Regions from separate parts of the Homo sapiens genome. Here region 2 is linked to region 1. A link is a contact called in ENCODE Hi-C or POLR2A ChIA-PET data. All regions are on one chromosome and are shown on one strand. Each heading gives the region's core, a stretch centred on a gene start or an enhancer-like site at or near the end of the contact. The rest is flanking DNA. Distances are from core to core; before and after follow the strand shown. Region 1 has its middle 6.2 kb from the start of RBP7. Region 2 overlaps UBE4B (ubiquitination factor E4B).

Region 1 (3,360 bases), core at 291-2,790:
TATTTTTTAGTAGAGATGGGGTTTCACTGTGTTAGCCAGGAAGGTCTCGATCTCCTGACCTTGTGATCCACCCACCTCGGCCTCCCAAAGTGCTGGGATTACAGGCGTGAGCCACCACGCCCGGCCATAGGGGTACAGTCTTTTCTAGTCATGGTCTCCATGGAGAGGAATTGTCCCTAAACGCCCCTGGCCTCTGCTCATCCTCTTAGGATTGGAACAACTAGGACTGAAGGAGTGCCTGGGACATGGAACTCTTGCTGCTAACATTGGAAAAGCCCCTGGTAAACTGGGATGAATGCTTGCTCTCGGGGCAACAGCCACTGAACCGTTTTCGTCAACTAGGTAGAGGTAATCTATAAAAAAATTATAATCCTAGGCTGGGCGTGGTGGCACATGCCTGTAATCCCAGCATTTTGGGGCCGAGGAGGGAGGATCATTTGAGCCCAGGATTTTGAGATCAGCCTGGGCAAGATGGCAATGTCCTGTCTCTATAAAAAATAAAAAAACTAGCTGGGTGTGGTGGTATGCACCTGTAGTCCCAGCTACTCGGGAGACTGAGGTGGGACGATCGCTTGAACCTGGGAGGTCGAGGCTGCAGTCAGCCGTGATGGAACCATTGCACTCCAGCCTGAATGACAGACTGAGACCGTCTCAAAAAAAAAAAAAAATCTAAACCTAAAGTATTTATTTACTTACTTATTTATTTAGAGACAGAGTCTCGCTTTGTCACCCAGGCTGGAGTGGGGTGGCTCAACCTCTGCCTCCCAGGTTTAAGAAATTCTCCTGCCTCAGCCTCTAGAGTAGCTGGGATTACAGGCGTGAGGCACTGTGCTCAGCCCTTTTGTTGCTTTTTTTTTTCGTCTTATTTTTCAGTTGGTTTAGAATGTGGACAGAAAAGTACTTGGATATCTTCAAGAACTTGAGAGCCATCTTCTCAGAACAGCCTTCCTATATGCTCCTAATACACACTTACTCCACATCACATCTCTGCTTACGTCCTTTATCATTATTATAATCCATAATTATCTTTTTTCTTTTTTATTGACTGCCTTTTCCATGAAGCTTTCCAGGGCAGAGCCCATGTTGATTTCATTCACCACTCCTGTATCTCCAGGGTCTAGCACAGTGCCTGGTAAGTACTCAATAAATGTTTGTTGACTGACTGACTGACTGGCTATGACCTTTTCCAAGGGAGAAATGCCATTTTCATTGAGAAGCCAGAGTGACATCACCTTGCCCATAATGAGCTAGCTGTTGATTCTCATAACTGTAAGACATAGATTCCAGGCTTGGTGCGGTGGCTCACGCCTGTAATCCCAGCACTTTGGGAGGCTGAGTTAGGAAGGTCACTTGAGGTCAAGAGTTCAAGACCAGCCTGGCCAACAGGGTGAAATCCCATCTCTACTAAAAACAAAAATTAGCCAGGCTTGTAATCCCAGCTACTGGGGAGGCTGAGGCAAGAGAATTGCTTGAACCCGGGAGGCAGAAGTTGCAGTGAGCTGAGATTGCACCATTGCACTCCAGCCTGGGTGAAGAGGCAAGACTTTGTCTAAAAAAAAAAAAAAAAAAATTCAGCTGACTAAGAGAACAGGATATGCAGAAATCTTACTTACTTCCTATTCTTAAAATCTTATTGTTCTAAAACTTGGCCTGAAAATGAAAATCACAGAAAAAACTAATAATAGTTTTAACCTTCGTGCTGGTTGGTATGGCTTCTGGCCAGCTTGAGCAAGGGTCATCTATTATGGACAGGATTTAATTTCAGCTGAAGTAGACATAGACTCCACTTGCCATAGGATAAGGAGTAATTTTTTTTTTCTTTACAATTCTAATATCTTCCTAGACAGGACTCAAGGTTATCTCTGGAAGGAGAAGCATAATTTATTTGGTCAAATTTGAGCCCTTTCTTTCCTTCTGTTTGGTGCTGGCAAAGTAAACCAGAAGATTACAGCCAAGACTGAGGTCCTAAACCTGTGTACAAGCACTGTTCTTCCTAGACAGCAATGGATGGGGATTGCTGAGGGCCACTTTATCATGGAACCTCTCATCTGTTGCTTGATGGAGTCTGATGCTGGTTCAGCAAAGACTGGCATGGACCTTGTGGTGGACTCCACACCATCCATACCTCCCCTCCCTACTGCAAGAATGCAATGCCAATAGGCAGTTTGGTCTGGCTCCTGAAGGTAGACCTGGATTAGTATCAGGCTAAACCAATCCCGGAAACCCTATTAGCTTAGCCAGTGATCAGCTTTAGGGAGAAGCAGGTTTAAATGACTGAATCAGCCAGTGAGATGCGATGAGGAGTTTGAAAGGGCTGTTGGAAAAGATGTTTCTTTGATTTTAACAGAGCCATGGGGAGCCATGAGGAGTCACTCCTGAACATGAACTAGGAAGCCTGGCTACTGGTGACCCTCCTATAACTCAAGGGCACTAGATTTAAGACACTGTGACTGGAAGTGTAGAGGGATGGAAAGAACCCGGGTCCCCGATGACAGTGTTGACTCACAGCACCTACAAACCTACACACCTTCCATTCTGCCCTATGTCTGTACTTCTGAGTATAGATGTCCGTGTTTAGATCACTTTGAGTTGAGCTTCCTGCTACTTGCAATGAAAAAAAATTCTGATACATTTTGAAGCAGGGTATTTCCCTGACCCCTTCATTGGCAGGAACTGGAATGCAGGGGCGCTGGAACTAGCCAGCCACTTTGGCGCTGGCAGGGGCCATTCCACTCACTTGGACCTGCTGTGTTCCACCCCTTATGGGAGGCGGAGCATGCAGGTGAGCGGGTGCAGGAGCTGGGGCAAGTGCTTTTGGGCACCTGAAGGAGCAAAACTTTGTGTGGGCCCCGCAGCAGCATCTGGTGAGGGTGCCTGCAACCCCTGAAGCCCCAGAAGGGGTGTTACAATGCCCTTTTAGCTTTGCTGTGGACAGCTTAAGTGTTAACAGCTCAGTGGAGGGTCAGTGTGACAGGCTTTTGTACCCGCACTTGTGGTACCCAAGTTCTTGTCCAGTGTCCAGGAGGAATGAGGTAGCACAAATGAATTGAAGATGGTAAATGCATGGAAATTTATTGCCAATGAAAGTGACTCTCAGTGGGAAGAGGAGCTGAAAGGAGGATGGAGCAAGAAGGTAATCTTCCCCTGAAGTCCAGCCGTCCCTGGCTGGACTCCTCTTCAAAGCTACACCATGAAGCTGTCCCTCTGAAGTCAAGCCACTTATTTCTGCCGTCCAACCGTAGTCTCCAATATCCAGCTGCTTCTCCACTCTCTGCTGGCTGAGCTTGGTTTTTTTTTTTAGACTGAGTTTTGCTCTATCACCTAGGCTGGAGTGTAGTGGCGCGATCTTGGCTCAGTGCA
Region 2 (3,258 bases), core at 740-3,239, 170 kb before region 1:
GCTGCTGAAGCAAGCATGTGAGACTTTGTCTCTATAAAAAAAATTTTTTTAATTAGCCAAGCGTGGTGGTACATGCTTGTAGATCCAGCTCTTTGGATCTACAAAGGCTGAGGCAGGAGGATCACTTGAGTCCAGGAGGTTGAGGCTGTGGTGTGCTATGATCCTGCCAGTGCACTCCAGCCAAGGCGACAGATCAACACTCTGTCTTTATTTATTAATAATAATAAAAAACAAATAAGTAAATAAAATATAAGCTGGGCATACCAAGCACTGTGAATGGTATAAAGTGGGTGTTACAGAAGTAAGGAGAAAGGTGAGAATTTTCAGCTATGCTGATTGGCGAAGACAAACCTGAGGGAGTATTTGGATAGGACCTTACTCAGAGAATGGGTAGAACTTTAATACATAAGAAGAAAAGCAGGTATAAATGGGAGCTAAACATTGGTACACATGGACGGAGACGGGAATAACAGACACTGGGGACTACAAGGGAGGGGAGTGAGGGAGGAGTGAGGGTTGAAAACTACCTATTAGGTATTATGCTCACTCCCTGGGTGACAGGCTGAATCATAAAGCCTCAGCATCACGGTATACCCATGTAACAAACCTGCACATGTACCCCATCCCCTGAATCTAAAATAAAAGTTGAAATTAAAAAAGAAAAAAAAAAAAAAAAAGTCTGGGCGCGGTGACTCACGCCTGTAGTCCCAGCACTTTGGGAGGCTGAGGCGGATGGATCACCTGAGGTCAGGAGTCCAAGACAGGCCTGGCCAACATGGTGAAACCCCGTCACTACTAAAAATACAAAAATTGTCCGGGTGCAATGGCTCACGCCTGTAATCCCAGCACTTTGGGAGGCCGAGGAAGGCGGATCACAAGGTCAGGAGATCGAGACCATCCTGGCTAACACGGTGAAACCCCATCTCTACTAAAAATACAAAAAATAAGCCAGGCGTAGTGGCAGGTGCCTGTAGTCCCAACTACTTGGGAGGCTGAGGCAGGAGAATCACTTGTACCCAGGAGGCAAAGATTGCAGTGAGCTGAGATCGTGCCACTGCACTCCAGCATGGGTGAAAGAGCAAGACTCCGTCTCAAAAACAAACAAACAAAATACAAAAACTAGCCAGGTGTGGTGGCAGGCGCCTGTAATCCCAGCTATTCAGAAGGCTGAGGCACGAAAATCGCTTCAACCGGAGAAGCGGGGATTGCAGTGAGAAGAGATCGCACCACTGTACTCCTGCGTGGGCGACAAGAGTGAAACTCCGTCTCAAAAAAAAAAAAAAAAGAAAAAGTGAAGAAAAAGCAGTCCCCACTTTGACATGAGAACCCCTTATGGAAATCAGTTCTGATTCTGAGCCTGACAATTCCAAGAACAGAATCAATAAACCTAAGCCAATCTAAGAAGTCACCAGCAACTGTCAAGGGCCTCATAAGCGACCAAGGAAGTATCTCAGTGGCTGCTACGCACGTCAGGAAAGAGCACTGGTACTGGCACGGCACGTGCTTTCCATGGAACCTGGCAAGCCAGGCCTCTTTTCTATTAATAACTGAATATAAAACCCAAGATCAACTGAAAGGGAAAAAACACCCCGCCAGGATCCTGAGTGATTCACACAGTTGCCTAGAGAAGCCCATAGGAACAAATCAAATTCTTGTCCAGCAGACATAATTCTAGAGATTTCTTTCCTAATTATGTTCATGAATATTAATATATTCAGACAATAAAAGCTCATCTCCAAAAAAGCCCTTTAAAATTAAAAAGGCAGAGAAAGTTTTCAGTGTACATTTTCAAAGACTTCTCAACCCATTTCTTAGCTTCAGATAAGGTATTTAAGAATTTTCCTATTCCAATCCTGCAATATGATTTCATGGAAGGAAAATCCCAGCATGTCAGATCGCATATCATCAGACCCACAAATGCAGCCCCAAAGCAGCTCTGCCCGTGTGTGGAGGCAGATGGCCTGCAAAGCTGTCCAAGCCTCTGGACCACGTCCTCACCCGGGGCAACTGGTCCCACTGTTCTTTGTTCTTCATCTCTTCCTGCACTTCATGGATTCGCTTCAGAGACTCCAGACTTTCATCGAGCAAAAACGTCGTGTCGTTTATCAACATGTTTATATAGCGAACAAACTGCTTCCCGGAGCTGGAAAGGCAATTATATTGTACATGGTCATACATCTCCCTGAAGCAAAATGCCACAGCAAATCCCAGGGAACAAGCACCTCCACCCAGACTGCAACTATCTCACCCTAAAAGCCTGGCTACCCTGGCACAAGTCAGGCACTATGGAATTCAAGGACCACCAAGCTTCTCTTTAGATTATGTTAATCTTGTTTCTTTTTGAGACAGGGTCTCACTCTGTCGCCCAGCCTGGAATGCAGTGGCACAATCACAGCTCACTGCATCCTCGACCTCCAGGGCTCAAGCAATCTTCCTGCCTCAGCCTCCTAAGTAGCTGGAACTACAGGCACACACCACCACGCCCAGCTTTTGTATTTTTTGTAGAGACAGGGACTTGTTATGTTGCCAGGGCTGGTCTCAAACTCCTGGGCTCAAGCGTTCCTCCCACCTCAGCCCCTCAAAATGTTGGGATTACAGAGATGAGCCACCACACCTGGCCTGGATTTTGTTATTCTTTTAAATTGTTTATGATAAGCTCATTCCAGTGGTATTTGGAGCCACCTTGCACGGCTGATGACAGTCAAGTGCTAAATATTCCAGAATTTTATAACCAGATTCCCCTGGCACCTTAAATTGGGCAACAGAGGAAACAGTCACACCATGGAAAACCAGCAAATGCTGACTCCCCCACCCTGCTTCCCAGAGCAGGCTTACCAGCACACCCCTAGCTCACTCCCTCAATGTTTTTAAGGAGAGAAAACACTTCTTCCAGACTAGAACAGGAAAAACGCATATACTCACCAATATACCAAGAAAATGCAAATAATTAACCACATACAACAGATAAGAAAACAACTGATATAGTTATTCCTTATCACAAAGACTGACGCATGGAAGAAAAATTGGAACCTGTAATATTGATAAAGTGGGATATTAACTTACTTTAAAACTGGAAGCCTCCAATCTAAGGAACTGTTCTGCAGATCGTGTTATAATGAGAACTTGCTGGTGAACTGAAATAGCTTGGCCTACCTCTGTTAGACTCTGGAGATGCCAGATTCGTAGAGAAAAAAAGAAGCTACACTTCAGGGTCTACAACTGTGCAACTACGGGGTGGTAAGCCCATGCTGGAGAAGA

What was found. A loop is a pair of places that touch in the nucleus more often than their neighbours do. ChIA-PET counts read pairs that join two places held with the same protein, here RNA polymerase II (POLR2A). Pooled maps may share reads with other maps.
Region 2: POLR2A ChIA-PET joins it to region 1 with 10 read pairs in T-cell. The contact joins two enhancer-like sites. A Hi-C loop is called at or near these places in 1 of 50 pooled maps. POLR2A ChIA-PET finds 5 or more read pairs at or near these places in 5 of 52 experiments (K562, MCF 10A, OCI-LY7 and 2 more).

The regions. Positions count from the first base shown.
Region 1 is chr1:9,989,396-9,992,755 of GRCh38, reverse strand. It overlaps a transcript of NMNAT1 not described here. Among named protein-coding and RNA genes, the nearest start is that of RBP7, 6.2 kb to the left of the region's middle. RefSeq lists a silencer at 1,191-1,485. Within about 2 kb of position 1,540, at least 4 of the 41 ENCODE cell types and tissues checked have a DNase peak (open chromatin) inside an H3K27ac peak, as active enhancers do.
Region 2 is chr1:10,160,027-10,163,284 of GRCh38, reverse strand. UBE4B (ubiquitination factor E4B) reads right to left here. Exons shown (of 28, transcript NM_001105562.3): 23 at 1,999-2,143. It also overlaps the pseudogene RNU6-828P. Among named protein-coding and RNA genes, the nearest start is that of KIF1B, 49 kb to the left of the region's middle. Within about 2 kb of position 1,989, at least 10 of the 41 ENCODE cell types and tissues checked have a DNase peak (open chromatin) inside an H3K27ac peak, as active enhancers do.